Linked DNA regions of Mus musculus: regions 1 and 2 are each linked to region 3. The links are chromatin loops, found by intact Hi-C in ENCODE. Cell type or tissue: gastrocnemius. All regions are shown on one strand.

Region 1 (8,000 bases), 150 kb after region 3:
AGAATATTACAGAAGTGAAATGATCTATTTTTTAAACTAATAATTGATACTCAGATTGTTGTTGTTTCCCCTTAGTACATAAAGCTATGGCACTCTGACCTGACAGTGGGCGGCCGTGCTTTCCTTGTCAGACCTGGGGGATTGCTACTTCCTCTGTGTTACGCTGCTTGGTGGTCTTTTGCTTTGTTTTGGCTTATTGAGTATGATTTTCCCAGTACTTGAACTAATGAACATTGGTTAGGTCACATTACATAATTATTGCTTGTTTGCTTCCTCAGTAAGTATCATATAAAACTATGAACGGATGGGGCTAGTATCAGACACAGCTCAGTGCTAGAGTTCTTGCTGTCATGCACAAGGCTCTGTACACAACCCCCAGCGGTGTAAGACTTTGTGTTTGGGGGAGAGGAAATGAAAACACTGTTTGAAAACATGGTCAGGGCTTAGACTGACTTGAAATGTTGTTTGCACCTTCCCTGTAGGAACTAAACCAGCATTTCTCAACGTGTGGGTCAAAACTGACCCTGACACAGGGGTTGCCTAAAATTATTGGAAATATCAGAGAATTTCCATTGCAGTTCCTAACAGTAACAAAACTGTGGTTATGAAGCAGTAAAAATAACTATGTTTGGGGGTCACCATAACATGAGCAGCTATATTAAAGGGTCACAGCATTAGGAGGGTTGAAACCACTGAGCTAAACATATCCATAGTAATGACGGATAGAAACGAAGAGTGAGGGGCTGGTGAGATGGCTCAGCGGTTAAGAGCACTGACTGGCTCTTCCGAAGGTCCCGAGTTCAAATCCCAGCCACCACATGGTGGCTCACAACCATCCATAATGAGATCCGATGCCCTCTTCTGGGGTGTCTGAAGACAGCTAAAGTGTACTTACATATAATAATAAATAAATAAATCTTGAAAAAAAAAGAAAAAAAGAAATGAAGAGTGAGGAATGTGGAGGTGGTTCAGTGGGTGAAGGTATCTGCCACTGGACCCACATGTTGGAAGGAGAGAAGAGCTACTACACTGTCCTCTGACCTCCATGCACGCGTATGGCATGTATGCACTCACAGAAGCACAGAAAGATTTAAATGGCTCAGCAGACAAAGGCACCTGCTGCCAAACCTAACAACCTAGGTTCAGTCCCTAGGACCCACCTGATAGAAGGAAAGAATTCCCCTCTGACCTCCACATAGGTGCCATGTATGATACCAGGATGCCTGCATAATTACATACTCATACAACATAGATTTTTCTGCTGAGCATGGTGAGACGCTTTTAATTCCAGCACTCAGGAGTCAGAGGCAGGTGGTTCTCTTAAATTCTGGGCCAGCCTTGATTACATAGTTCCAGGACAACCAGAGCTGTGTAGGTAGACCCCGTCTCAATCCAAAAGAAACAGAAATCACCTGGGGAGTACTATTTCAGTACCGTCTTTACGTTAAATTCAGTTGTGGTACACACTGTTGTTCCAGTGAAGGTACAAATTCAAGAGTTTGTAGCCATCCTGGGCTCAAAATACAAAGGGCTGGGATATAATTCAGCAATTGAGCACTTACCTAACATTCTCTTTTTTTGTTTGTTTGTTTTTTTTTTCAAGACAAGGTTTCTCTGTATAGCCCTGTCTGTCCTGGAACTCACTGTAGACCAGGCTGGCCTCAAACTCAGAAATCCGCCTGCCTCTGCCTCCCAAGTGCTTGGATTAAAGGCGTGTGCCACCACGCTCGGCTCAGTGGTCACATCTTATCTAATGCCATGACCCTTCGATACCTAACTTGCCTAACATTCTCAAAGCCTTGAGTTCACTAGCAAGCTGAATGAAAATCCTGTAGTCAAAAATGAATGTTCTTGAAAATTTCTAACCATACCTGTGAATGAACAAGAGTGTGATAATCATCTTTACCAAAAGTGACAGCACCCACACACCAGTTCATTTCTTTATTTCCAGTTGGCAGATATCCCGGTGACAATTTGTACATATCCATTTGTATTTGATGCCCAGGCAAAAACTACTCTGCTCCAGACAGATGCAGTCTTGCAGATGCAGGTAAGTGCTGTGCAATGGTCCTTTGATTTAGGGATGTTGTAAAAAACTGTCTCTGTGCTGCTGGGTTTTGGTTTTTTGTTTTTGTTTTTTAAGTATTTGAAACACTGGTGATAATACTAATGTGGGGACGCCATTGTAGACTGTCATTTGCATAATAATGCCTCGTGGAGCTGTGAGAATTGCTACATGAAACATACAAACATGAAAGCTGCTTAGTTAACAAGGAGCTGTCATAAAAATAGAGTAGCAGCCTTTATTCATGTTAAACCTTCAAAAATGATGAACCCCCTTTGTTATATATAATAAGTCCATCTTTCCAAACAATTTAATCAGGTTCACTATTACAGGTTAGATTGTTTCAGAAGCCTGGCTCCACTCTGCCCTTTAATTACATATGTGAGAAAAGATGGCAGGAACTAGAGGTGAGATAAAAAGTTCAATGTGGGAGCAGAGGCAATTCATCACTTAAATGAAAAGAGTTTGAAATTGCTCTGAGCCTGGCATGGTGACACACATGATTAATCTCAGCTCTGTGAGTTCAGAGGCCAGCCTGGTCTATATAGCAAGGTCTAAAACAGCCCGGACTACAGAGGCCCTAGCTCAGAAAAGGAAGGAAGGAAGGAAGGAAGGAAGGAAGGAAGGAAGGCAGGCAGGCAGGCAGGCAGGCAGGCAGGCAGGGACAGGAAATTACCTTGAGGTTGGTCATAGGTCATATATATTGGTGGTGGGGCTGGGATGTTTTATGGGGAGGGATACATACATATATATATATATATATATGTATGTATATACATATACGCACACTTATTTTATATATGTGTGATATCACAGTGAAACTCATGACTTTATGTTAGTTATAAATAAATTAACTAGGTATGGTGATGCTTGCATGTGATCCCAGCCCTCGTCTAGCAATCGGAAACTTCCAAGGGAAAGCGTTTAATTGGGGACTTGGTTACAGTTGTAGAGGGTGAGTCACCACGGCAGAAAGACAGCAGTGGCACGGGAGCAATTGCTCCAGAGTTTTGTATCCTAATCTGCAGGCAGAAGTGGCTGGGCCTGATGTGGGCTTTTGAGACCTCAAAGCTCATGTTCCATGACATGCGTCCTCCAACAAGACCACACCTCATAATCCTTCCTGAGTAGCCCACCACCGGGAACTCAGTACTCAATACATGAGCTTATGGGGCTTATTCACATTCAGACCTCCACACTCAGCTTCACAGCACAGTTAGGTTAAATAAGACTGCCTAAAAGTAAAATAAAAGTCTGATTTGTGTTTGTTTGTTTTCTAGATGGCCATTGACCAGGCCCACAGGCAGAATGTCTCCTCTCTTTTTCTCCCAGTGATCGAGTCTGTGAATCCTTGCTTAATTCTAGTTGTTCGCAGAGAGAATATTGTAGGAGATGCGATGGAAGTCCTCAGGAAAACCAAGAATATAGATTATAAAAAGCCACTCAAGGTAAGCAAGCACTCCACATAAATTGGGACTTCTCTGTAAAAGCTGTTCTAGGGTGTGTGTGTGTACGTGTGTATTTGAAACACTTTGTGGTTTGTTTGTTTTTTTTAATTACAGATTTACTTCATTCTCTGTTTTGCTTATGTGTATGTACAGTATGTACAAGCCAGAGAGAGGGTTAGATCCTGTGTAATTGTAAGTGGGCGCTGGGAACCAAACCTGGGTCATCTGCAAGAGCAACAAGTGCTTCTGGCCACTGAGTCATATAAATTATATCTTTAACTTTTGAAATTATAGGTTGCTGAGATTCATTAGCAGTGAATAGCTCGTTCACAGGTCTCTGAGATGTAATCTTTTGGTTCTTCATGGTCTATTCAGTGTTCACATCACCCTGTTTTAGGTTATATTTGTTGGAGAAGATGCTGTTGATGCAGGAGGTGTTCGCAAAGAATTTTTCTTGCTTATCATGAGGGAATTGTTGGATCCTAAATACGGCATGTTTCGATATTATGAAGATTCCAGGCTCATTTGGTTTTCAGATAAGGTAATATGCCCGTCTACCACAATTATCTCTTTAGATCTTTGTTTCTAACATATTCTAGTCAGACAGAGGTCTGTTTTATTACAGCTTGAAATTAGGAACTTTTAGACATTGTCAAAACACAGTCTTGTGTTTTACACATTTCAAATTAAAATAAATTGAAGAACAGTCAGCTTTAAAATAATTTTCCTTCTGAGTGTGTGGAAAATTTCATGGTGATTACTGTCTTAGCCTCTCTTCTGGAGAGAACTTAGCATTAGAGATCACTGACCGCTTGTAATTCAGATTCAGGGCCAGTAGACGGTAGCAGTGAGCCAGATCTTCCTTCCCAGCACATATTTGGATCCAGGAAGCCACCTGTTGGATACTACTGCTTTGACACGTGTGCATGGGAGACAGCTGATAGTTACTAGGACCCCGTGTTCAGTTAAGACTAAGATGTTACCAGCTGGTCCTTTACAGAAAATGTTTGGATTCTATTTTGTAAAAAAATTTCTGAGTCGCCTATGTTATAAATATATAAGATTTCTTTATATGTACATTTAGTCTTTTTGAAGGCTGTCTTGTATCGGGATAGCAGCTATTGATGTTCAGTACTTAGGGTAATTCCTAAGGGCAACAAACTACTGCACTGGAATTATACTGTCTTGGGTGCTTGGATAGAGAGAGAAATAGCTCAGCCTTATTGTTAGGCATCCAGCTCATGGGCCTGTCCCAGTGTTCGCTGGCGCCCTCCAGTGGCCGCAGCCTAGGTCTTGGTCTTGTGTTTTCTATCTGTTGCAGTTCTCTTTACTAATGCCCATCCACATTGTCCTGTCTATTGAGGGCGTCAGGTGTTCTTGCCTGGGCTCTTGTCAAGCATCCTCAGCACTATGCAGTTCTCCAAAATGGTCAAGACTTTAAAATACAGCCAAACAATAGCACCAATATTATGATGTACATGAAAGTAAATACACTTTAAGTTATTGCGTAATTTATTTCATCTTTAAGTTATAGTGAGTAGAGATAAAACTAATGATGTTTGCTGTCATTTGAAATAGTTGAACTCTATTAATTTGATTATTATAGTTAGTTTATCAATGTGTACATGTTTAAGTTAAGGGATTTTTGGATTTGTTATTTTAGTATAATTTAATTTTATAAGTATAAAATGTTTGCATAATTGTAAATCAGACTTACAGAAAAAGACACATTGGAAGACGCCCCGCTTGCTGTCATTCTCTCCTTCCTTATTTACAACTGCTTTTGTGTTTTCTTGTTTTATTTTTCTTTATTTTTGAAATGGGGTCTCTCTATGTAGCCCTGGCTATTCTGGAACTCTATGTAGACCAGAATGGACTTAAACTCACAGAGATCCCCTGCTTCTGCCAGTGTGTGCCACCACCCCTGCCGAGTTCCTGATTCTCTTAGTTTAGCCTCCCTAGTTGCCAGGATCATGGGTGAGCCACCATAACTTGAATGTATGTTGTCGGGTTTTGTTTTCCTTTGTTAGGCTTGAGACTTGGTCTCACTATGTACCTCTAAGTAACCTGGAGCTCCCTGTGTAAACCAGACTGGACTCCAGCTCACAGGTCCCCTGCTTCTTCCTGAGCGCTGGAATTAAAGGCATGGTCTAGCTCTCTCAGCCTCGGTTGAAAAAAAATTACTGTTTTAAGGGTTGTGTTTATAGCTCATTTGGAATAAAGCAAATGTCTTAGAAGCATAAAGACTTGAATTTGATCCCCAACATCCATCCACTTGAAAAGCTTGGCATAAGGGCTATGGAAAGATGGCTCAAGGGTTAAGTAATACTGGCTGCTATTCCTGAGGTCCTGAGTTCAATTCCCACATGGCCACTCACAACTGTCGTAGTCCCATGGGATCCAGTGCCCTCTTCTGGTGAGTAGATCTATATGCAGACATAACACCCATATTCATAAAATAAATCTTTATTCCCCCCTCCCACCAAAAAAATCGTGGCATAGTCAGGCTACTGTGACTCACACCTGTAATCCTAGCACTTGAGAGTTGAGTCTCAGGACAGCTTAGGCTACATCTAAAATTCAGTTTTAGGCCAGGCCTTGCCTCAGGAAAAAAACACAACAGAAAGCTAGGCAAGGAGGTATGTATGTGTAACCCCCTGCTGGGAAGGCAGAGTCCAAGCAGATCTCCGGGCACTGGCCAGACAGTCTAGACTCATTGCTGAGCTCCAGGCCAGTGAAAGGCCGAATTTCAAAGGAGGTGGCTAGCTTTCTTGATGATACCCAGGGTTGTCTTGCACATGTATATGCACACATATACACACACCAAGAACAAATTTTCTTTTCTTTTTTTTATTTAGATTTTTCTTATTGGATATTTTCTTTATTTACATTTCAAATGTTATCCCCTTTCCTAGTCCCCCCCACCCCCCAAACCCATCAGATTTTCTTTAAAGGTTATTTTGCTTTTGTTGTCTGTCAGCCATCATCTCATTCCCACCCATCCTGGGTGTCAGACTCAGGGCCATGTCCATAATACACAGCCTAACAGCCCACATTTAGTATTTAACGACACGGAGGTGCTTTTGTTTCTGGGGGGAAAAGTCAGTTATGAAACTATATATGTGTCTGTAATCTTGATAGTTCTGGAACTGGCTATATATACCATACTGGCCTTGAACTAACAGAGATCCTCCTGCCTCTGCCTCCCAAAAGCCACAATCCTTAAAACAGTAAATTTTTGGTGTTGTTTTTTGTTTTTAAATTCAAGGCTGAGAGTGATGGAGCATGCCTTTAATTTCCAGCGCTAAGGATTTAAGTTAAGTAATCCCACTCGCCGCTAATAGACAAGTTTCTAAAAAGAAAGTGCATTGCCTGGGACTGTGCCAAATGATGTTCATGCTGTGGAGATGGCAATAGGAGTGAGCTTCTTTCTCATTGGTTGATTTTTCTGTGTAGTCGATTTTTTTTTCTACTGTAGAAAATAAGTTTTTGTACTAAAAAAATCAAGGTTTAGCTTGCAAGACAAGTCTTTCACTTTTTTCTTCTCTGTGTTTTAGACATTTGAAGACAGTGATTTGTTCCACTTGATCGGTGTTATCTGTGGATTAGCAATTTATAATTTTACCATTGTGGACCTCCATTTCCCTTTGGCTTTATATAAGAAACTGCTGAAAAGGAAGCCGTCCCTGGATGATCTGAAAGAGCTGATGCCAGCCGTCGGGAGGTCAGTGGTTGGAAAGTGCCGAGGAGGGCTTGAGGCTGAGAGGAGAGGACTGCACACGAGGCTTGCCTGCTGGAGACAGCCGTGGCTTCCTTGTCTGTGCTAACGGGTTCAGGACAGCCCAGTGTGTGCTGACTCATGAGCAGAGCTGTCAGTAAGAACATACGTTTTACTGTAAAGACGCACTCGGTTTGGTTTTGTTCTGTTCTGTTTGCAGAAGCATGCAGCAATTGCTGGACTATCCAGAAGATGACATAGAGGAAACATTTTGTCTAAACTTTACGGTAAGATGAGCAGGAGCTTGGCCTCGGTTAGGATTTCTCGTTCCATAGAGCAAATGCTTTTTGTTGTTTACCAAGACAGGGTTTCTTTGTAGCCCTGACTGGCCTGTAAATTGCTCTGTAGACCAGGTTGCCCTCTAACTCAAGGAGATCTGCCTGCCTCTGCCACCAATGCAGTTTTTTAAATGTATATTAAAATGTATACATTTAAGCCAGGCGTGGTGGCGCACGCCTTTAATCCCAGCACTCGGGAGGCAGAGGCAGGTGGATTTCTGAGTTCGAGGCCAGCCTGGTCTACAAAGTGAGTTCCAGGACAGCCAGGGCTATACAGAGAAACCCTGTCTCGAAAAATCAAAAATAAATAAATAAATAAATAAATAAAATGTATACATTTAAGATGGATATTATATGGTGTCTTAGTCAGGGTTTCTATTCCTGCACAAACATCATGACCAAGAAGCAAGTTGGGGAGGAAAGGGTTTTTT
Region 2 (8,000 bases), 220 kb after region 3:
GTGCTGATATTGTATACCCAGCAATCTCAGATCAATAACCTAATCCTTCTAAGAACATGTACGGCTCTTGCTGAGACCTGAGTTCGGTCCTCATCGCTCATAGGGGCAGTTTGCAACCACCTGCATCACCAGTTGGGGGCCTATCACTATGTAGTCCCAGCAGGCTTGAAATCTTGATGTCTTAGACATCAAGAACAGGACAGACTGATGAACAGAGAGCAGGAAATGGGCCCCCAGACCTTAGCACAATTTGACTCCATGATGGAAGTACCACTCAGGCCATGAAACTCAGCATATAGACAGCACCACCTGCCAAGCATCTCCTGCTGGAGAGATGGCTCAGAGGTTAAGAGCACCAACTGCTCTTCTAGAGGTCCCGAGTTCAAATCCCAGCAACCACATGGTGGCTCATAACCATCTCTAATAGGGTCTGATGCCCTCTTCTGTGTCTGAAGAGAGCAATGGTGTACTGGTATACATTAAATAAATCTTAAAAAAAGAAAGAAAGAAAAAGAAAGACCTAATCCATCAAAGTTCATAGTTCTGGGCAAGTCTCTCTGAACTAACCTTGCTTTTAGACTTTTGTAGCTCCTTTCTGGCCAATTGTTCTTGCTAACTGAAGTGTGCCAACAACCCAGGATATGGGTTTTGTATTGAAAAGCTCTCCCTGAGGAAGGCTCAGGAATACTGCGATCCTGCACACCTAGTATAGTCGCCAGCTGCCTAATTAAGTCTTGCTTTTAGTTTAAACTCAAGCATGAGGAGTCTTCTCTGGTGGCTACCCCACACAAGAGGGTGGCAAGAGATAAAATCATGGAGAAGGGCTGGAGTTGGGGCTCAGCAGCGAAAAGCCTTGGCTGTTCTTGATTAGCTGGGTTCCGTTCCCGGCACCTACCATAGCTTACAACTGTCTGTAACTCCTGTTCCAGGAGATCTGACACCTTCATACAGACACGCACGCAGGCAAAACACTACTGTACATAAAATAAAATAAAAATAAATAAAAAAATCATGGAAGAAATTAAAGGAGACTAAGATATAATCAGTCAAACAGAAAATTGGCTCCTTGAAAGAACAAGATCAATAAATCCCTAGCCAAACTAAAAGAGTTTATAATTATATAATTCATTACGTTAATGATATAATTATTAGTAAAATACGAAGTGAAAAGTTACAACAGATTCCAACGAACACTGTTTCTAATACAGTGGTTCTCAACTTGTAGGTTGCAAAATGACCCTTTCACAGGGGTCACCTGAGACCATCAGAAAACATAGATATTTACATTATGATTCATAACAGTAGCAAAACTGCAGTTATGAAGTAGCAAGGGAAATAATTTTATGGTCGGGGTCACCACAGCATGAGGAACTGTCTTAAAGAGTTGCGGCATTAGGAAGGGTGAGAACCTTCTAGAGGATCCTTAGGGGTCATCTGAAAATGTATATATTCCCAAAACCAGGAAAAGAGCTGGACAGGGTGGTGAAAGCTTGTAACAGTCACACGTGGGAGGTGGGGGCAAGATCAAAAGTTCTAGGCCATCACAGGCTACACAGCCAGCTTGAGGCCAACCTCGTCTACATAATGAGTTCCAAGCCATCCAGGGATATAGTGAGACTCTGTCTCCATTTTGTGTGTACGTGTGTGTGTGTGTGTGTGTGTGTGTATGTGTATTTCACTCTGTAAAATTTATTTTTTTATAAAAAATGTGTAACACCAGAACCTGCTTCTAAACTGACTTAATTAGGAACCCATTCTCTTATAGGATATACATTGGCACTGAAACAAAACAAACAAAACAAAACAAAAACAAAAACAAAAACAAAAAAGACTGTCTCAAGTTTTGTTTTGTTTTGGTTTGGTTTGGTTTTGGTTTTGGTTTTGGTTTTTCGAGGCAGGGTTTCTCTGTGTAGCCCTGGCTGTCCTGGAACTCACTCTGTAGACCAGGCTGGCCTCGAATTCAGAAATCCGCCTGCCTCTGCCTCCTGAGTGCTGGGATTAAAGGCGTGTGCCACCACGCCCAGCATGTCTCAAGTTTTAAATAATTAAAAAAAAAATGAGCGTGTGAGAATCGGGCAGTGGTGGCGCACATCTTTAATCCCAGCACTAGGGAAGCAGGAGGCAGGTGGATCTCTGAGTTTGAGGTCAGCCTTGTGGGCACCGTGAGTTCCAGGACAGCCAGGGCTACACAGAGAAACTCTGTCTTGAAAAACAAAACAAAACAAAAAAAGAATCCAGGAGCACCTGCCCAAGGGTGGCCTCACCCGCAGTGGGCTAAGCCTACTCAGATCAATCACTAAGAAAATGCTCCTGGGGCTGGTGAGATGACTCAGCGGGTAAGAACACTGACTGTTCTATCAAAGGTCCTGAGTTCAAATCCCAGCAACCACATGGTGGCTCACAACCACCCATAATGATAGTTGTCACCCTCTTCTGGTGCATCTGAAGTCAGCTACAGTGTACTTACGTATAATAATAAATAAATCTTAAAAAAAAAAAAAAAAAAAGAAAGAAAGAAAAAGAAAATGCTCCTACAGGCTTGCCTATAGCCCAGTCTTATGGAGGCATTTCTGAACAGGGGTACCCTCCTCTCTAATGTCTCTAGATTGTGGCTAAGTGGGCTGGCAAGCCTGAGACCCACCAGTGTTCTAACCCTGGACCCCACAAAGCGGAGGGAGGGAACTGGCTGGTGCAAGCTGTCCTTTGACATCACAAGCATTCACCAGGACTCACACATGCTCACAGAGAAACAAACAAGTCATGAAGCCACCCCTGCTCCACAGTCTGTTATCAGAGGCTGGGCATGGTGGTGTGTCTTTAATTCTAGCACCCAGAGTTAGAGTCAGGCAGATCTCTGTGAATTGGAAGCCATCCTGGTCTACAAAGCAAATACCAGGACAGCCAGAGCTACACAGAGGAAACCCTGTCTTGTTAAGCAAAAAAAAAAAAAAAAAAAATATCTGTTATCAGACTTGGCTGCAAGCTCCTTTGCTGGCTGAACCATCTCACAGCACTTTTCTTTTTCTTCTTTTTCTTTTTCTTTTTCTTTTCTTTATTCTCTAGACAGAGACTTAGACTGTAGCCCAGGCTTTCCCTGACCTCATGACAACACCTCTTGCCTCAGCTCCTGAGTGCTAGGCTTATATATTTCTTCCATATATATATTTCTTTCATATGTATATATTTAAAGAAAAAAGGAGGGGGAATGAGGATTAAAAAAATGGCAGTTGGGGACTGGAGAGATGGCTCAGAGGTTAAGAGCCCGACTGCTCTTCTGAAGGTCCTGAGTTCAAATCGCAGCAACCACATGGTGTCTCACAACCATCTGTAAAGAGATCGGACGCCCTCTTCTGGTGCGTCTGAAGACAGCTACAGTGTACTTACATATAATAATAAATAAATATTAAAAAAAAAATGGCAGTAGGAATCGGCCGCAGAGCTTGCCAATTCCTTTGGCTTTAGTCCCTCTAGTGGTCATTCTGAGGTACTGTTGGTGAGCGCGTCAAAACACAAAAATCCTGTAACAGCTCAGAGGTAGAGGGTGTTGGTTACATGCCTTTAATCTCAGCACTTGGAGGTGGAGGCAGGAGGATTAGAACCTCAAAGTCATCCCTGATTACATAGTGAATTCAAGGCTAGCCTGGGCTATGTCTGTCTCAAAACTACAACACTCTCCACAACCACCCCTCAGACAAAACAAAACAAATCAACATTTCCAAGCTTTGCACCGTCATTCAACACCCCTTGTGTAGATGGATGGTAAACTGAGGCATGAGGCTACACAGCTGGTGAGTTGTCTGGGGTCTGAAGACCACATGCTTCCTTCTCCCTGTCAGTACCGAGGGCTGAACCAAGGGCCTCCAGTATGTAACACAGTATATCACCCTAGAAGCTTGGAATTTTATGTAAAAAAAAACCTCCCAATTTAAAAATAGTGTCAATAGCTGGGTGGTGTTAGCACATACCTTTAAGATTTATTTATTTATTATATGTAAGTACACTGTTGCTGTCTTCAGACACACCAGAAGAGGGCGTCAGATCTCATTACGGATGGTTGTGAGCCACCATGTGGTTGCTGGAACTCGAACTCAGGACCTTTGGAAGAGCAGTCAGTGTTCTTACCTGCTGAGCCATCTCACCAGCCCAGCATGTACCTTTAATGCCAGCACTCAGGAGGCAGAGACATGTGGGTGTCTGTGAGTTCAAGGCTGCCCTGGTCTACAGGGCAAGTTCTAAGACAGTCAGGGCTACTCAGAAAAACTCTGCTTTGTATCTAAAATTCATGATTGCTTAGACTCATGGTTTGCTCTATCTTATTTGACACATGGGTAAGAGATTCAGTCTCTTTTTATACTCCCTTTTTTTGAGATGGTCTCACTATGTAGCCCTTGCTGGCCTCAAACTCAGAGAGATCCACCCACCTCTGCCTCAGAGTACTGGGATTAAAGGTGTGCACCACCACCTGGCTATCAATTCTTTTTATACCTCCACGCTGTCTAGAAACTTTTGCTCAACCAGGAATGAGATCGTGAACACTGTTCTCTATTTAAAGTTCACTTCCTTCTGCCAAACCCTTACCTGGCAAGCTCGAGCCCATACAGACTCATCTGTGCACACCCTTGGAGGCCAGAAGAGGACATCAGGTCCCTTGGGATTGGGATTTACAGATAGTTATGAGATGCCATGTTGGGGGTGGGGGTTGAACCCAGGACTTCTGGAAAAGCAGCAGACAGTGCTCTTAACCATTGAGCCATCTCTTCAGCCCCTGAATGTGTGTGTGTGTGTGTGTGTGTGTGTGTGTGTGTGTGTACATATGGTAGATATGTAAGCTGGGAGTTAGATACAGACTGAGACAATCTTATTAAGACTGTTCATTTTGAGCACATGGTGAGTCCAGACAGTAAGGAGTCCACGTGACCTATTTATGCTCCTGTGGCCCAATCAGAGAGTTGCTCTTTCATTTGGGGAGGGGCCATAAGTGCGCTGTGACTAGCTCACAACCCATCATGGACCCATCCTTACTACCTATGGGCAACTTAACTCCTGTCTCAAATGCAATGGATTCTGGGATTGTCCACAGAGTATGAGGCCCAAGACCTTGGAAGTATTCATTAATATTTCCTAATAGATTGATATCACTGCCCAGGTGACACCTGCTGCTTGTGGAACCAAGGGGAGCTTTAATCATGCCAGACTCCACCCCGAGACTCCTTTTTAATTAGTCTAGAGGAGAGCCCATTGTATTGAAGTTTGCCAACAATTACACAACTTTGAAGTGATTCCAAATGCTGACAAAGGGCTGGCGTGTAGGTCAGTGTGAGGTGTGCTATTAGCAAGGCATTGGGCTTAATTCCCACCCTGGGGGGTAAAAGAGAGGATAAACCAAGAAACACTTAAACACTCCAATGGTTTGTTCTGATAGGAACAACGACGGAGTATGTTCCCCCTGAGAACCCACCATCATGGGGGTGTTTGGCCACCCTTCATGAACCACATGTTAAGTCTCAACTTGCAAGCTTTGTCCTAGCAACTTCATCACATAGTTCTGAGCACCTTTAACTCCAGTTCCGGGGGATCGAACATCCTTCTCTGGCTTCCTTGTACATCTGCATGCACATGGTGAGTATATATTCACACACAAACACACACACACACACACACACACACACACACACACACACCACACACATACACACACATACATACACACACATACACACACATACACACACATACACATATACACACACATACAAACATCCACACACATAAACACACATACACACAAACAGATACACACATACACACACCACACACACAAACACACACACACCACACACACACATACACATACATACACACACACACACGCAAACATCCACACACATAAACACACACACAAACAGATACACATATCCACACACACACATCCACACACATACACATACATACACATACATAAACACATATATACACACATCCACACACATACATACACACATACATACACACATACACATATACACACACATACAAACATCCACACACATACAAACATCCACACACATAAATACACACACACGCAAACAGATACACACACCACACACACATACACACACATACATACACATACACATACATACACATACATAAACACATATATATATACACATCCACACACATCCACATACATCCACACACATAAACACACACACACACACACACACACACACACACACACACACACACACCAGGGATTTGGGCATCTTATGCTAGGACTATACATTGAATTGAAACCCAGTTGCAGTGTAGCCAGACTTCTATACCTAGAGCATTTTCAAATCTGAGAATCATTCTGGTCCACTACCCTCCTTCATAAATCAAAGAAGCACGAGTTTTAAGGAATCAGTGAAGCCGTGGATTTGATCCCTAGCATCACATAAACTACACACTGGTTTGCTTGATAGTAGGGATTACATTACGTGATTACACCTGTAATCCCAGCACTCAGGAGGTCGAGGCAAGATTAAGCATTCAAGGCCCTCCTTGACTCTGTGCTGAGGCAGTTTAGGATAAGTAGGACTGTACCTAAAAAGGAAGAGATGGCCAGCACTTAAAAGCACGAGCTACTCTTACAGAGGACCCAGATTTATTTCCTAGCACCCATATTATGGCTCACAACCATTAACCTCAGGTCCAGGGGATCCTACACCCTCTTCCAGCCTCTGTGGGCACTGCATGCAGATGGTACAGAGACATGCAGGCAAAACGTTCATTCACATAAAATACAAGTAAGTCTTTAAAAAACTGTAGAAACTGGGTGATATTGGCATGTGACTTTAAGCCCAGCACTCAGGAGACAAGAGGCAGGTGGACCTGTGAGTTCAAGACCAGATTGTTCCTTGATAGCCAGGGCTGTTACACAGCAAAACCCTCACAAAAAACAAAACAAAACAAAACAAAAAACTCCCAAAAGACCCCAAAACCCAAACTGAAAGAAAAGAACATAAAAGAAAAGAAAAAAAGAAAGAAAGGAAGGTAGGAAGAGAGAAAGAAAAAAAATGAATACCCATGGGTCAATTAAGGCATACCAGTTGGTGAGGCTGGAGAGTGAATTAAGAGCTCTTTCTTGTTGCTCTTGCAGAGGACCGGGTTCAATTCCCAGCCCCTATATAGCAGCTCATAGCTGGCTATATCTTCAGCCCTAAGGGGATCCCACAGCCTCTTTTGACTTTTTCAGGCAAAACATGTATACATTTAAAATAATATAAAACAAAACTGGGGTTGGGGGTGGATCTCAGTCGTAGAGCACTGTGGGATGGCTGAGGTCCGGGATCAGCCTTCAGTCACACACACCCAAGCACCGCTCCCCCTCAACCTAACGTTTTAGAACAGCTAGGTAGTGGTACATGCCCTGCTTCCGCACCCTTAACACCGTTTCGTTCCGTACTCCGTACCTAACCGTGGCATCAGCTGCTTTCACCGTCGCCCTGGTTATAAGTTGCTACTGTGGCAGCCCCCGGAGATGGAGTTGTCGCTTGGTTGGTAGGATATGCGTAGCGCTGGAATGCCTGGGTTCCGCCCCTAGCATAAATCCCTAAAGGTGGCACAGACTTGTAATCCCAGTATTGAGGATCATCCTGTGCTACACAGTGAGCTCTAGGCCAGCGTAGGCTATGCGAGACCAGTCTCCAAAACAACCAAACCACACAGAGAAATGACAACGACAACCAAACAGCTTTGAAGAATTATATATATAACTTTTCCTTTGATAGATCCTGCTCTTGGACACTGGTAACTTTGGCAGCAGAACGGAAAGGGATTGTGTCCCATTTTATAGGTGGAGGGATGGAAAGGGGGCAGTTAAAATCTGCTCGCTTCCCACTGGATTTCAGGCCAGAATGGATCAGCAAGGTCCTGAGAACTCAGTGGTGGGGACCAAGTCGGATTCAGACTAATATCACAGAACGTTGGACATGGCTCAGATTGTAAGAGTGCTT
Region 3 (8,000 bases):
GATTCATATCAGATAATGAATTGATATGCAAATTTGAATGTGCTCCACCCACCATCCACCCCTGCCCACTTCTGCAATAACAGTTAGAGTTCATTCAGATCTTTCTGGAAATTTTTATTTTCACTTTGTCTCGACACTAGAGTAACTGCAACGTATTCCCATGTATGTGTGTCTCAAACCACATATGAATGAGTTAAAGGTGAGATGATCTTTACCTGGTTCTGCCATGGATCGAGGTTCTAAAAGAAGAAAAAAACAAATGGCTGTGAGCATTGGTTGGCTGAGAAGCTACATTTCCACAAGAAGCTTTCGGCAGAACCCCAGTGTCTTGCTCACTTGGGGGCGAAGTGATAAGGACAATCTGTCAAGGTTGTGAACTGACCCAGGTACCAGTGACCTCAAGAAGGCTACAGAGGGGCAGCTGGACAGGAGCACACCTGGGTTAACACAGTGAACAATAAGCTTCAGGCCCCCAGGCAAGGAAGAGTGCCAGAGGAGGTGAGATTCAGAAGGACTAGCCTCTATCTATCATCTATCTATCTATCTATCTATCTATCTATCTATCTATCTATCCATCCATCTATCCATGTATGTATATATGTATATATGTATCTATCTATCTATCCATGTATGTATTATGTATGTATGTATGTATCTATCTATCTATCTACCCACCCATGTATGTATATATGTATGTATGTATGTATCTATCCATGTATGTATTATGTATGTATGTATGTATCTATCTATCTATCTACCCACCCATGTATGTATATATGTATGTATGTATGTATCTATCTATCTATCTATCTATCTATCCATCTATCTACCCACCCATGTATGTATATATATATATATATGTATGTATGTATGTATCCATGTATCTATCTATCTATCTATCCATTCATGTACATGTGTATCCATCCATCCATCCATCCATCCATGTATCTATCCATCTATCCATCTATCTATCTATCTATCCATCCATCCATGAATGTATGTATGTATGTATCCATCCAACCATCATCTGTTATGTGCATTCCACAGCATTCATGTGGCGGTCAGAGGACAATATTCAGGAGTCGGCTCTTTCCTTCCATCATGTGGATCTTGGAATCAAACTTGTATCTTAAGGCTTGAAGGCAAGAGCCTCTCTACCTGCTGAACCATCTCACCAGCCCTTGACTTTCTTTACCTAGAAGAAAGCTCATGACATTTGAGAAATATTCCTCCTCGGCTCTGGGCTCTCAAGTGCCTATAAAATGTAGCGTCTTCCTTCTATAAGTTTGTAAACATAAGAGCCTTGGGACATTCCAAAGATTCCTTGAAGGCAGCAAGTTCATTATCCTAAAATTGTTTGGTTTTCCTCAAAGTGCCTACCACAAATTACGGGTGTTCCATATACATTTATCCAATTTCAGGCATTCAATAAATAGCTGTACATATCCCACCCACCTTCTACACAATACACAGAACTCTGAAGTATTTTTCCTTTCTCAGTTAGATGGTATTCAGAATTCTTGCTGTTGTTGCCACCATGCATGTGGAGACTGGAGGAAAGATTGCCAGGAGTCAATGCTCTGCTCGCTCCATTTGGGTCTAGGGATATAGGCAGGCACCCTTATCCACTGAGCCATCTCACTTCCACTGAGCCATCTCACTGGCCCATGGCTTAGACTAGTTTTAAAGGTAACAAAACATATATATATATATCTTAGTGGTAGAGCTCTTGTCTGACATGCAGATCCTGGGTTCAATCTCTAGCACTGCAAGAAAGAAAAAAAATTATAATGGCTGGCAAAATGGCTCAGTGGGTAAAGGCACTTGTCGCCAAGGCCGATTGCCTGATTTCTATCAGCAGGAACCACACAGTGAAAGTGGAGCATCTGCAAGCTGTCCTCCAGCCTCACAGGTGTGCTCTATACATGTATCCAAACATACAGACACAATAAATACATGTAACTAAATTTTAAAATAATACATAAAACTAAGAACAATATAGCAATATGAAAAGATGTCTACAAATTCTGATGGTAAAAAAATCAATTATATTTGGGTGTGGTGGTACATGCTTTTAGTATTAACACTTGAGAGGAAGAGGCAGGGGAATCTCTTATGTTCTACACAATCCCAGGTCAGCCAGAGCTACACATTAAGACCTTGTCTCAAAATGCAAAATCAATTACAAAAAAAGACTGATTTTTAAAAAAGATTTATTTATTTATTATATATAAGTACACCATAGCTGTCTTCAGACACTCCAGAAGAGGGAGTCAGACATCATTACAGATGGTTGTGAGACACCATGTGGTTGCTGGGATTTGAACTCAGAACCTTTGGAAGAGCAGTTAGGGCTCTTAACCACTGAGCCATCTTTTCAGCCCCTGATCTTTTTTAAATTAAAAATATGTATGGAGAAATCTTGGAGAATATATACCAATATACTAATACAATTTATCTTAGGAGACATTCTTTAGTTTAGTTTTGTTTCTGAGAAAGGGCTTTTCTGTGTAGACCTGGCTGTCCTGGAACTCACTGTAGAGACCAGGCTGCCCTCAAACTCTGAGATCAACCTGACTGTGCCTCCTGAGTACTGGGATCAAAGGTGTGTGCCACCATGCCCAGCCTTAGGAGACATTCTTACAAGTGATTTTTATGTTAGTTTAAGAAATTTGAACAGATCTTTTATACATATGGACATTTTTGCCTATATTTATGTCTGTGTACAACATGCTTGCAGTACCCACAGAGACCAAAAGAGAGTGACAGATCTCCTGGAACTAGACTTATAGACAGTTGTGAGTCTCCAACTATGTCCTCTGGAGGAGCAGCCAATGCTCTTAACTGTTAAGCCATTTCTCCAACCTCTTTATATCAGCTTTTTTAAAAAAAACATATATTTAATTTGTTTTTAAAAAACATAAGAACAGACCTATATGAAACCCTTATTTTTAAAGAGTAAAACTATCAGAAAAGCATCAACTTACTCTTCTGTAAGATCCTGAAGTCGGGAGAGTCTTCTATTAATGTCCCTTCTCTGTACCACTCGACTTTCGGAGATGGGGCCCCTTTCACTCTGCACTCAAAGACAACCAGCTGCCCCTCAGAGGCTGACAAGTTCTGCAGCATCTGGGTGAGAGAGAAGTACCGCTATAACCTATGCACTTGGGGACCACACCCCACTCCTGGTTGTTAGGGAGGCCCTCTCCACCCTTGGATTTCTTTCCACAGCTTCTATGTCTCTGGCAGCTTTACCCCAAATATAACACCATCCAACCCTCCCAAGGTTCTTTCCTCATTATTATTCCTCTTTTAAAGATGTATTTAAATGTTTGTTTGTTTATTGTTTGTTTGTTTTATGTATGAGTACACTGTTACTCTCTACAGACTCACCAGAAGAGGGCATTGGATCCCATTATAGATGGTTATAAGCCACCGTGTGGTTGCTGGGATTTGAACTCAGGACCTCTGGAAGAGCAGTCACTGCTCTTCACCTCTGAGCCAGCCACCACCTCCTCATTGTTCTTCTTTATCTCCATTTTGGTGCTAATCAAATTTATTAACTATTAGGTAAGAGTAAAGGAGTTTTTTTAAAACTAATTTCTGCTATTATTTGCTAGTTTTCTTTATTTCTTTACTCATTCACTCCTATAATTTGTGATTTTTTTAAAAACATTTCTTGTCTAACTTATTGTATTTGTCATTGCTCTGACACATTCACAACCCTTGTCTAGTGATGGGGGAACCACCCCCCGCAAACAGCTATGAGCGGTGCCTTACACAAAATAAACACAAACCTACTTACAAATATTACAAAGTAAGGTGGTTTTGGTCACCTGAACAGTTTGCAAGCATGAGTTTTGTAGGTGACAAGGTCTTGCCCCAGTGTCCAAAGGTTGAACTCTGGCTTAATGCATACTTCTGTTGACTCTTAATTCAGAGGTGTCTGTGAATTGGCATCATGATAGCCAGGGGGCGCTGTAGTTCAATGTCAGTATTTTCTTCTTCATAGAGTCCCAAATTTATTTGCTGAAATCATTCGTGACCCAAACAACAGAGTGGTTTCTGAATTGATAAAAGAGCTATTGGACTGAAAAGTCCAGTCATCCCTCACTTCCCCTAGGAAGCAGGCAACATCCATGAGTCACTGTATGCCGTGCTCTTCCCTGACCTCTGAGACAATTCTGCACTCAAAGTCGCCTTTGGGGCCTACGGAAACCTTCAGTGGCAGTCAGAAATCTCTCTGGAATTAATGGAGTTTATATTCCTTCTGAGGCAAACAGGTTAGAAAATAAATCAACTGTCCCCAGTAAAAAGAATAGTGGCAGAAGGGTTTGTACAATTGATATATGGCACGAATTAAAATGGATCTATACAGAATGAAGTCAATCTATACTATACGTTCTAACATGGCTTGTGACTCAGTTCATTTGCTAAGCCGGTCTTCAGCAGAGGGTCTGTGAAACCCTTTTGCAGAAGGACCCTCTTGAGAGGCTGTGTCACAGCTGAGAGAAGCCCCGTCTCATTTTGGTTGTAATTTTTTTCATTTGACAATGAAAGCGGAGACCTGTGATCTATTTGAGAGGTCAGCCAAGACACCCGCAGTGCTACTGTGTACAGAGTAGGCCTGCTAATGTCTACGGTAGGAGGTAGAAGTTCTTCCTAGCAGGGGTCAATACCCAGAAGGGAAGAGTCCAAGGGTGATCTCACAAGCCACTTAGAAATAGTTGCTGAGAGTCAAAGCCATTATTGTTGCAAATTGTAGGGTTTTTTTGTTTGTTTGTTTGTTTGTTTGTTTTGTCTTTTTCTTCCCCGTCTCTGCTACCCCTTGTCTTTTTCTTAAACGTTTATTGGCATCATTTTTTTATTTTTAATTACGTGTATATGTGTATGCTTCTGTAAGTTTATGTGGATGAAGTGGCTTCTGAGGCCAAAAGAAGGCACCAGGGCCTCCTGGAGCTGGAGTTACAAGCTGTGGTGAGCTGCCTGGTGTAGTCCTCTGAACTCTGGTCCTGTAAAGCAGTTCAGACTCTTTACTGCCGAGCCTTTCCTTCAGCCCCACAGCTGAGCCATCTTGCTGGCGCTGTTTTGATTTTGTTTTTTAGAATAAAGTGGCCTTGTTAGGTAGCTGAGGATGACCTTGAACTCTTGATTCTCCCGCCTCCATCTCCTGAGGGCTGAGAATCAGAGGCGTGCACCACTAGGCCTGGTAAATCCAAGGTCTTCTACAAAGTCTCATAAAGAGATGTGTCTACTCACACATAGAGATTAGTTAGGTAAGCCATTAGGGCATGGTGTGGATGATGCTGCTTTAGTCAGGGCAGTAGACCCCAGGCATCCTCTGATGCTGTGATGCTGATGTGGATTATACAATGTGTCTCCCTAAACAGTCGATACAATGTATCTCCCTAAACATTCACATGTTAGAAGCTTCTTCCCTCAGGTGACAGTGTTAAGAGGTAGTGAGACCATCAAGAGGCGACTTGAGAGGTCGTTACTGGCTCCTTTTCTCTTCCTTTCTTTTTTTTTTTTTTCCAAACGAACTTTTATGTATGGTGTTCGCCTGTGTGTGTATGTCTGGAGAGCACAGATCTATGCCTGGTGCTCAGGGAGGCCAGAGGAGGGTGCTGGATCCTCCTCTAGAGCTGGAGCTATGGATGGTTGTGAGCCGTTGTGTGGGAGCTGGAGACAGGGCACAGGTCCTCTGGAAAAGCAGCAAGTGCTCTTAACCACCGAGCCATCTCTCCAGTCCCTTCTTTTTTTCTTTTAAAACCCTGTCTCTCTGCATGATTCTCTTCCTATTCTCCGCCACAAGATCATCACCAGAGCTAAGGCAATACCACTGTTAGACCCTTGAAATGCCAAACCTCTTAGGTACACAAACCTCTTTCCTGTATAAAGGACCCAGCCTTTGGTATTCCATTGTAGGAGCAAAACCCAAACAAATACACACAAGGAGCACAGACTTGGCTGCGTTCATTTCATTTCAGTCAAGCTAAATGAGACAGTCCCCAACTGAGGAAGCCCAAGTTAATCTTTATTGGAAATTATGGATCTGAAATAAAGTCACTATAGTCCAAAGTCCTCATTCCTCTGAGGTCAAAACAATGGTCAAAGTGCAAATCTTCGGTTTGTTTTTGTTTTTGTTTTTTTGTTTTTTGTCACCACAGAGTTTGAGTTCATTCATTACACACCCGACAGTCTGGAGAGTCTCTGTGACCAGGCAGCCCTGAGCCCTTTGTCCCTGCTCTTCCTGAAGATATTCCAAGAATGGAAGCATTTAATGCAGAAGAGATTTGGAAACATGCCTGCTTTGCCCTGCCTGATAGCAGCAGTGCTGTAAATGGGTGTTCCTGCTTAGTGGATCTTGCCTGGCAGGCTCAACGCAAAGATGCCTTCACAAACAGCTTTTCAGCCAGGCATAGTGACACCCTTTAACCCCAGCACTTGGGAGGCAGAGGCAGTTGTATCTCTGTGAGTTTGAGGCCAGCCTGGTCTATGTAGTGAATTCTAGGGCAACCAGAGCTATATAGTGAGACTCTGTTTTTAAAAGCAATCAAACAAACAAGCACCCAGCCAACAAAACAAAACAGTAACAGAAATAGCATCTCTCTTATTGGTTAAAATACATTATCAGTTAGGAGCACTTGTTCTTGCAGAGAACTAAAGCTTGATTCCCAGTATCCACATTGTGACTCACAATTGTCTCTAGCTCCAGTTCTAGGGAGTCTGCTGCCCTCTTCTGGCCTCCTTGGATGCAGGTATGGATGGAGTGCACATACATATATACAGATAAAATACAAAACACTCATCTGCATAAGATAAAATATTTTTACGTATAGCTCCAAGGTTCATGTTGTTATTTATCTTTTTAAATCCAGATGTTTCAGTCTCTTTAGGCATGAAGCACAGAAATGTGTGTAGTGCCTTAGGCTGTAGTTGGTCCAAAAAAAAGAGCTTAGTGATATAAACCAATGGGAGATGTCGAGAGGGCTCAGCAGGCAAAGGTGCTTGCCACTAAGCCTGAGGATATGAGTTTGATTCCAGGACCTACATGGTGGGAGGAGAAAACAGATTCTCATAAGTTGTCCTCTGACTGCCACACTTGTGCTATGACAGTTTGGTTGTCATGGGTGGCCCGGGCTAAGGATGCAGAAAAGTCTCTGGAACTGGTGGGCTGGGAAGAGGGATGGTGAAGCCTTGAGAAATCTGGATCTGGCCACTGGCCCAGTTATTTCAGGGTTTCCTGCCTCTGCTGTTATATAATGTAGGGCTCTTCAAATTCTCCCTTCCCCTGCCCCCTTTCGATCTTCAAGTTACTGCTGAAGCCGCCAGAGCTAGGGCTGAGGCAGCCTTGAAAGCCAGCCAGGGCAGCTGCTGTTGAGTGGGAGGTGACAGGAGCAAGATTCTAATTTGGTCACCTCCCTCCCTCCACACTCAAGACGTGTGAGTGCTGTTCTCTTCCTAAGTAGAGTGAAATGTTTTTGATGTTGCAAAGAGGAGGAGGAAGGGTGGTCTAGCTCCATACACAGAGTGTTTCAAAACACAGGAAGGGTGCTGAGATGGCTCAAAGGGAAAGGGTACTTGTTGCCGAGGCTGAAACCTCAATCCCATCCCTGAAACCTACAGGGTAGAGGGACAGTCCATGCCAAAGAAGTGAATACATGTGAAAAATAGAAACAAGGCATAGAGGGTGGGCTGAGGATGTAACTCTGTTGGTAGAGAGGTTGCCTAGCAGGTACAAAGGCCTGGGTTGAATTCCCAGCAGCTGCATAAAAGCAGGTGTGCTCACGGATACATTGTAACCCTGGTACTCAGCAGGTGGAAGCAAGACCAGGAGTTCAAAGTCGTCCACTGCTACTTAGAGAGTTTGAGGTCAGCCTGAGGCTTTGCCTACACCGACAACAAAGCAGGGGCTAGGGATGTAGCTCAGTGGCAGAGCACTTACCCAGCATTCACAAGCACATGGTCATCTCACAACAAGCCAACCAATGGCACCG

The links. Hi-C counts contacts between places; a loop is a spot of excess contacts. Peaks named below come from ENCODE experiments on the same cell type or tissue, not always from the same donor. Only the 100,000 strongest peaks of a DNase experiment are listed, where the experiment ranks them.
Region 1: it touches region 3 in a loop (5-fold over the local background); 22 of 42 quality-filtered maps call a loop at or near these places.
Region 2: a loop joins it to region 3, with 5 times the contacts of the local background. A loop is called at or near these places in 30 of 42 quality-filtered maps.

The regions. Positions count from the first base shown.
Region 1 is chr10:63,304,397-63,312,396 of GRCm38, forward strand. It overlaps Herc4 (hect domain and RLD 4), which reads left to right. Exons shown (of 25, transcript NM_026101.4): 17 at 1,952-2,050; 18 at 3,346-3,513; 19 at 3,911-4,054; 20 at 7,071-7,237; 21 at 7,452-7,518. Among named protein-coding and RNA genes, the nearest start is that of Sirt1, 31 kb to the right of the region's middle. In gastrocnemius, CTCF peaks have their summits at 4,342 (motif pointing right), 4,802 (motif pointing left) and 5,914 (motif pointing left); DNase peaks (open chromatin) are centred at 4,370 and 4,787; H3K27ac peaks cover 445 bases.
Region 2 is chr10:63,374,223-63,382,222 of GRCm38, forward strand. No RefSeq gene overlaps it. Among named protein-coding and RNA genes, the nearest start is that of Dnajc12, 8.3 kb to the right of the region's middle. In gastrocnemius, a CTCF peak has its summit at 3,462; DNase peaks (open chromatin) are centred at 3,436 and 7,923; H3K4me3 peaks cover 890 bases; H3K27ac peaks cover 717 bases.
Region 3 is chr10:63,149,808-63,157,807 of GRCm38, forward strand. Mypn (myopalladin) reads right to left here. Exons shown (of 20, transcript NM_182992.2): 7 at 2,988-3,129; 8 at 216-239. Among named protein-coding and RNA genes, the nearest start is that of Mypn, 50 kb to the right of the region's middle. In gastrocnemius, CTCF peaks have their summits at 3,965 and 6,734 (motif pointing left); a DNase peak (open chromatin) is centred at 3,973; H3K4me3 peaks cover 569 bases; H3K27ac peaks cover 4,024 bases.